2 separate regions of the Homo sapiens genome follow, and region 1 is linked to region 2. A link is a contact called in ENCODE Hi-C data. All regions are on one chromosome and are shown on one strand. Each heading gives the region's core, a stretch centred on a gene start or an enhancer-like site at or near the end of the contact. The rest is flanking DNA. Distances are from core to core; before and after follow the strand shown. Region 1 holds the start of C18orf61 (a long non-coding RNA gene). Region 2 holds the start of TUBB6 (tubulin beta 6 class V).

Region 1 (3,747 bases), core at 602-3,101, 110 kb before region 2:
CCATACATGACTCATTCACCCGTGCCAGAGCCACCTTTCATTCCCCTCACTGCTCAGGTGGAGAATCTGAAGGGCCAATGGGAGTGGCCCCAGCTTTTGAGCTCCTGAATGAAAAAGTCAAAACATGAGCTCAGGTGTGTGGCCCAATGCTGACAGTCACCTGCTGACATGCACTTATGCATCAGTCACAGGGTGTTCATCACCATGCAGGAGTCCAGCATTCATGTACAAGCCCTAAAGCACTGAGCCTGAGAGATCCCAGACTCTGCCCATCACCATAAAGTGACCTCCATGGTCACATAACCCAGAGCAGTTATAGGCACATCTTCCTACAGACCAGCATAGTCCTCAGTGTCAAAAGCACAAAGATCCCCGGATGTTTTGGGTCAGCTCACAGGTTCTAAGATGTGGGGGACCATATAGAACAGTTCTGAAGTTATTTTGCTCAGCAGCTGGCCAAAGCTTATAAGGATCAGTGATATATTTCAGTAGATTTAGTAATGTTCACAAGCCCTAAAATCCTCAAAACCTGCCAGCTAAAAATGGTGAAGAGAGACAGATAAGAACACTGCTCCACTCAGTGTGGTTTCCGTTGCCTCGTGGCAACTCTGTTATACATCTGGATTAAGGATCCTCAGCCTCAACCTAACCTTTCCTCCATGAGGAACCGTCTCACTGTTAACTGACTAGTGTAGCCTGCCTGGCCATTAGCCTACGTGAAATAAAGTTTTGCTTTAAAACAAGTGTAAATCTCATACAGCAGATAAGTGCAGTAGCAGCAGCATCTTGCAAGTTGTAAAGAAGACAGCGGCGATGTAGCTGGACTTGAAGCCAGACAGGAGGAATTAGGGAACTCTGTCACTGAATTACAGCACGCAGAGTTGAAAACCATTTGTAGACAATTTCGTGTTACAGTAGGTAGCCTTTAGCTAGTAAGCAAAGGTCTCTGTTTCTCATTTCTTTCCTGTTCATCTTCATTGTTGTCCTTCTTCCAAAACGGCAAACAGCCAAAGCAGAAGGCAATTTCAGTATTAATCTAACTAAGGTTTTGTGTAGTTTACTATCATCCAGGTAAGCAAATATAACTGCCTGCCTGCGTGCCTGCCTGTCCCCAATCCCTGCTCTGTGTTTTCATTTAATAAATATTTTGGTGTTCTACTTACCATGTGCTAGATTTTCTGGAAACCACAAAGAAAATGAGGTAGAGTCTTTATATTGAGAGCTGATAAGTTAGATTTAACATAACTGACAAAAATTAAAAATTGCAACTTTTATAAAAATACCTTATATATGTCTGAATACATACTGAATGTAAGGCAGTTGACAAAAATAATTACTCCTGCACTCATGGGCAGTTTCTCATGAACTTGTCAATTTCTATTTTTTCTACTTCCTCATTTCAGTAGATGATGCATATCTGAACCTGGAAACCGCTTCCCACTGTAGAGCGTGTCTGAGTCATGTCCCTTAGCTTCAGCAGAGCAGATCCAGCAGGCTCTGAGCTTGGCCTCTTTGCCTGGAGCGAGACCTCTAGGTAATGTCTCCAGAGAGGGTGGCACAAAGGATCCTGGATCTCCTGATCACAGCAGCCCAAGAGTGCCGTGCGTGCACCATGGCTCAAGAAGAAGACTTAAAAAGGGGAAAGTATGACTATTTCTAATCTGTAGTATTTCAGTATTTTTAATGTTTTGGTTATCTGTATGAAAAAGAATTTGCAATAAATAAAATAATTTGCCTAAAATTGAATCTATTTCACCAATAAAATTGGCTTTTAATCAAGTGATAAATCCTGTAAAATAGATAATAGATGCAGTACCAACATAGTTTGATTCTAGTAGTACACTGAGATAATCTTGAATACGTTAAGAAAGTCTTGTTTGTGTAGAAGAGTTTCAAATCATGTGAGTGATGAAGGGACCCTTCTGTTGAACCTTGGTGTGCATTTTAGGTCCATTTTGGGTTTACTCCTTTGTGCTGCTTCATGATGCCTTAGGACAAGGACAAGGCCTAGGCCTCCTTGTCTCAGTTCCCTCCTGCTCTCTCTGTTGCCCTCCTCCTTCCACCTGGAGCATGGCCCAGCATCAGGTTGGCGCATGCTGTGATCAGCTACCTCCATGCACCACACCAAGCAAAGCTCTCTGGGTGACACAGTTGCCACCACCAGGGCACTGACCCTTACTCTGTGTTCTCCTAGCTCCTCCTGAGGGTGCTGTAGGAGACATCTGCAAAAAAGAAGATGCTGGCAATGTAAGACACTTTTCTTGGTCTTAAACAGAAATGTTACTTTCCTGGCTGCTTTCCTTTCCAGTCAAATATACACATGGGAATCTGACAGGGTGCATTATCTATGATGTCCACAGTTCCCTTGCTGGGTGGTACTGGTTGGCAGCCTCTCACCAACCCACACCTGGCATACTGGGGCCTTGTAGATGGCAGCATTCCCTATCTACTGCAATGCAGAGGCCTTTCCCTCAGCAGCAGTTTTCCCCATGGATTAAGAGTTGTGGAAGTGGCTGGGTCCGGTGGCTCACACCTGTATTCCCAGCACTTTGGGAGGCCAAGACAGGCGGATCACCTGAGGTCAGGAGTTCAAAACTAGCCTGACAAACATGATGAAGCCCCGTCTCTACTAAAAATACAAAAGTTAGCTGGGCTTGGTGGCATGCGCCTGTAATCCAGATACTTGGGAGGCTGAAGAAGGAGAATCGCTTGAACCAGGGAGGTGGAGGTTTCAGTGAGCCGAGATCAAGCCACTGCGCTCCAGCCTGGACAGCGAGACTCCTTCAAAAAATAAAAATAAAAATAAAAAAGAGTTGTGAAACTGCCCATCTAAATAAACCTTAAAGGTAAATTCTGTTGGAAAAGTTCTTGTCTTTTCTGTAGGTGTACTTTGTGCTAGTTTTGGGGGACTTTGACCTTTGACTCTACCACTATACTTACAATTTTCTAAAGTTGCCAAGAGAATAACAGATATGTGTGACATGCGTGGCATCATCTAATCCTCCTAATGTGTTCTATAATTGCAGATGCCATCAACCTCAGAGGGGAGTATTTACCCTGAAATGGCTCACTTCCTGAGGAACAAACTTGCTGGATCTAGTGTACGGAAACCTGATTCTGGGTTCCTTTGGGAAGGAGCATTACGGGCCTGGTGAGAGCAAATGACTTTCCAGTAGAAAGCTATGGCCAGAGAGGCTGCAGGAATATCTGTGAACCCAGAGGAAAGACCAGGGAATCCTGTGTGAGGCAGTGGGGCTTCAGCGGGAGTAGGAGTGGGTAGCCTCTCTCAAATGACTTCTCCTGTTGTTTGTGTTTCTCCAGTGTGGGTGCTGGAGAGCATAACTGATGAGGAGGACTCTCCAGCTAGGGAACTGCTTTCCAGGTGGGACTCAGTGGGCAAGGGTTCCCAGGGCCCTTCAGGGTATTCCTGCTGCTTGGGAGGCTGAGGGAGGGGGCATAGAATCAAAAAGAAAAAGGAAATATGTGTAAAGTTTGGTTTGGTCTTTTTTTTTTTTTCTTTTTTTTTTTAATTATACTTTAAGTTTTAGGGTACATGTGCACACTGTGCAGGTTAGTTACATATGTATACATGTGCCATGCTGGTGCGCTGCACCCACTAACTCGTCATCTAGCCTTAGGTATATCTCCCAATGCTATCCCTCCCCGCTCCCCCCACCCCACCACAGTCCCCAGAGTGTGATATTCCCCTTCATGTGTCCATGTGATCTCATTGTTCAATTCCCACCT
Region 2 (3,786 bases), core at 1,236-3,735:
AGCTGGGTACAGGCATGTACCACCATGCCTGGCTAATTTTTTAACTTTTTGTAGAGACAAGGGTCTCACTATAATGCCCAGGCTGGTCTCGAGGTCCTGGGCTCAAGCAATCCTGCCATGTCAGCTTTGGAAGTTTTGGGATTACAGGCGTGAACCACTGTGCCCGGCCTAGCCTGAGAATTCTAAACTGGAACCTGGCTTTCCAGATACCATGGTGTATTTTTTAAGGTAGGAGAAGAGAATGTGTCCTCTACGCTTTTTTAAGTTTGGTTTGCGGCTTGTGTGCATTTGGACACACCGCGTCACAAACAGCCTCGCCCAGGAGGAGTGAGGGCCACAGATCGGGAGGGTAGGGGGCCCAGAGCCTGGAGAGCCCCAGGCCGGGCTCACAGGTCAGGGTTTCACCTGCCGGCTCCCAGAAGGGAGTGGCCAACAGACACCAGGGAAGTCAGGGTTGGGATTCAAAGAGAGGCCAAGGCTGCAGAGAGACTGGGAGCCACTTTAGGAAAGAAACGTGAATTCAGGCTTTGCACAGCAGAACTGTCCCCATGTCCTGGGGAGGCCTTGGTTCATTCTGCGGGGAAATCCCTTGTGTCTTGCGGGGCCCCGCCTCTGATGAGAGGGAAGGGAGATAAGCTTTGCAGGGGGAAGGTTTCCTCCCGGTCTCCTCACTCTTCGAGCACTGAGTTTCTCCAGACAAAGCGCACTCCGCGGGCACCAATCCCTGCAGACAGCGCAGAGCGCACAGCGAGCAGGAGCCCAGAAACCAGCAGGTCGGCTTGTCCCTTGTCAAATCCAAGTGACAACGGACTTCCGGAAGCCACGCTGACACCTACTTTCTGGCTCGATCAGACCCCTGGACTTAAATTCCAGCCCAAGGGCTAGCACTGAAAGGGTGGCTATTTCAGCAAACGACCAAAGCTTCTAAAGTAGACACTTTCTTTTAAACCACTTGATGGCTGGATTTCTTAGAGAGAGAGACTAAAGCTGGAGGAAGGGTTCTTCCAGGGATGGCACAGGCCCTCCGCTCTCGGGCTCCCCACACTAGACTTCGGGCCGGCAGGATGGGTTAAGGTAGCACTCGTTGGAGTCAATAATTAAGCAATGGAAACAAACAGCCTAAATAAGGGTGTTGAGGACTCAGGAGAAGGTGGCTGATTAATCTCAGGCTCATAGTTTGAAATGGGAGCGCAGGGGCTGGGCTGTGGCCTCCTCATCTGCTCCCTGGGCGTGTGGCTGTGTAAAGAGGTGTGGGGACCCACAAGAAGGCCGAGGAGCAGCACTGGGGTGGAGAGAGCAGTGGGGAGGCGGGGACCCAAGGGTTAAAAAAAAAAATTCCTCAATTTGGAAACATTTGCAAAACTCCAGAAGAAAAACTTTTAAAAGTTCTCCACTCCCTTCCAAACGTACAAACATGCACACACACAATTAGGAATTTCCCAAAGTTTTCATCTGTCTAAAAAGAAAGTGCCAGTGCAAATTACAGAACATCGTCGCTTCCTCATGTGCGGCGTTTCTACGGGCCTGGGAGGGGACGCAGAGGCTACCCCGGTGGTCCCAGCCTGCAGCGTTCACGTGAGGAAACTTCCGCAAAAGCCCTGATGCATGCACATTCTGACTGCAGAGGCCAGAGCATCCCGCATTTTGGAGGCTGAAAGGCTCCCCTAGGATAACCTTTTCCGTTAACAGAGGAGTCCGCTGAAGCGCAGAGCTAACTGAAAACAGCTAGAATTAAAATCCAAGTCACCCGGCCGGCATCAGCAGTCATTCCTTTCCACCACACAAAACTGGCCAGGAAGACGGACTCTGGCGCGCCCTCCCAGGCCGAAGCGCATTTCTTCGCTAACGCGCGAGGAGTAGGCTGCATAGACCCGGCGCAGGAGGTGTTCATTTTCGGATCCAGCCCTGTAGTCACTTTAGCTAAACCCGGTTCCAAAGGGGTGGGAGTCGTCGGAGAGGAATGGCCTCTGTATCTCCGGAGACGGAAACACCAGGACGAAGAGGCCCTAAGAACGTGTGCCCGGGGTGCGACCGGGGGGTGGGGGGCAGGGGGCAGAGACCCTGAAAAGCTCCACCGCCGAACCCCAGGGCAGTGTCCCGGCTTGGCTGGACTGGGCGCGGGCGGCTGCAATGCTCCCGGGCGCGGCGCTGGGACCCCGCGGGCCACGTCGGCTCCGCTGCCCCGACGCCAGGGCCCGACTCGCGTCTCCCTCTGGCGGGGCACCACAAGGGGCAGCGAAACGGTGGTGGGGGCGGGCGCCGCGCTCCTTCCCGTCTCCTCCCCGCCAGCTCCGGGCCCGTCCTTTTCCGCCCGGCTCCCGGCAAGGGTCCCCCGACTGGCGCCCGCGCGTCCTCCCTCGGCTGCTGCAGGCCGGGCCGCGGCGTCGAGCGGGGGCGGCGGGGCGGGGCCCGCAGCCATTGGCGAGCGGCGGGGCGGGGGCGGGGGCGCGGAGGGTCGGCCCCGGGACGCGCGCAGCCGGCCCGCAGTTGCCGCTGTCGTCCGCAGAGCCAGTTCCTAGCGCAGAGCCGCGCCCGCCATGAGGGAGATCGTGCACATCCAGGCGGGCCAGTGCGGGAACCAGATCGGCACCAAGGTGGGCCTGGCGCGGTGCAGGGCCTCTCCGCGGGTCGGCTGCTGGCGGGCCCCGGGTCTCCCGGCGCGACCCCCGCCGGGGCGCGCACCCGCTGTGCGCCCCTGGGTCCTCGGAGCCCGGTGCGGACCCGCGAGGGCCGCAGGGAGGGAGCGCCCGGGGCGTGGCCGGCCGGGGACCTTCTACTCTTCGCTCCCCACCCCCATCCCAACTGGGAGCGGCTGCCGGCGGCTCAGGCGCGCCTGGAATTCGGCCGCCGGGGCGCCTGGGGTGGGCGCGGGTGGCGGCGTCCCGGGCTCTGGGTTCTGAGCGTCTGTCCCCCCGCCTTGCCCTGCCCAAGTTTTGGGAAGTGATCAGCGATGAGCACGGCATCGACCCGGCCGGAGGCTACGTGGGAGACTCGGCGCTGCAGCTGGAGAGAATCAACGTCTACTACAATGAGTCATCGTGTGAGTAGCAAGGCCGCCGCGCCCTGCCCGGCCGGGACCCGCGTGGACGCTCCGGCGCCGCCTCTTAGCGCGGCGAGTTTGCTTCGGGAAAAGTTCTCTCGGGGTGTAGCAGGATGCCCGGCCACTCCCTTCGCTCCTCCGGGGCGGGAAATCCGCCGTCAGTTTATTCAAACAGCTCGATTCAGCCTATCCTGAGGGTCTGAGCGCTTGAACGGGACCACCCGTTAGCGTTGTGAAATCAACGTAGCGGTTCCTGCCCAGCCTTCTCTGTCTAGCCGGGCGCGGTGGCTCAAGCCTCTAATCCCAGCGCTTTGGGAGGCCGAGACTGGAGGATCATTTGGGGCCAGGAGTTCAGGACCAGCCTGGGCAGCATAGGAGACCACCCCCCGCCCCCCTCCCGCCCCGATCTCTACAACAATTTTAAAATTAGCCGGGCTTGGTGGCCCACCCCTGTAGTACCAGTTAACTGAGGGCTTGAGCTCAGGAGGTCGAGGCTGCAGTGAGCTGTGATCGCGCCACTGCACTCCAGCCTGGGTGACAGAGCGAGACCCTGTTAGAATAAATTAGAGCGTTTCTCAAGGATCCTTGGGAAAAACAAAGCTTCCCCCCCCCCCCCCCCAGTTTAAAACGTATCTCTTATTGGGGATTCTTGGCTAAAAATTTGAGAAACGCTCTCTTAAGTGACTTTTCTGGTCCCTTGCAGACCTCTAAAAAGACTTTAACCTCCCTGGAAGCTGAAACTCCAG

The links. Hi-C counts contacts between places; a loop is a spot of excess contacts on that map. Pooled maps may share reads with other maps.
Region 1: a loop to region 2 is called in a pooled map, with 4 times the contacts of the local background. The contact joins the promoter of C18orf61 here to the promoter of TUBB6 in region 2. A Hi-C loop is called at or near these places in 2 of 50 pooled maps.

Annotation. Positions count from the first base shown.
Region 1 is chr18:12,198,928-12,202,674 of GRCh38, forward strand. It overlaps C18orf61 (a long non-coding RNA gene), which reads left to right and starts at 1,852. Exons shown (of 5, transcript NR_049896.1): 1 at 1,852-2,247; 2 at 3,027-3,151.
Region 2 is chr18:12,305,756-12,309,541 of GRCh38, forward strand. It overlaps TUBB6 (tubulin beta 6 class V), which reads left to right and starts at 2,486. Exons shown (of 4, transcript NM_032525.3): 1 at 2,486-2,594; 2 at 2,932-3,040. The coding sequence starts at 2,538. RefSeq lists silencers at 1,972-2,461, 2,552-2,651, 2,672-3,021.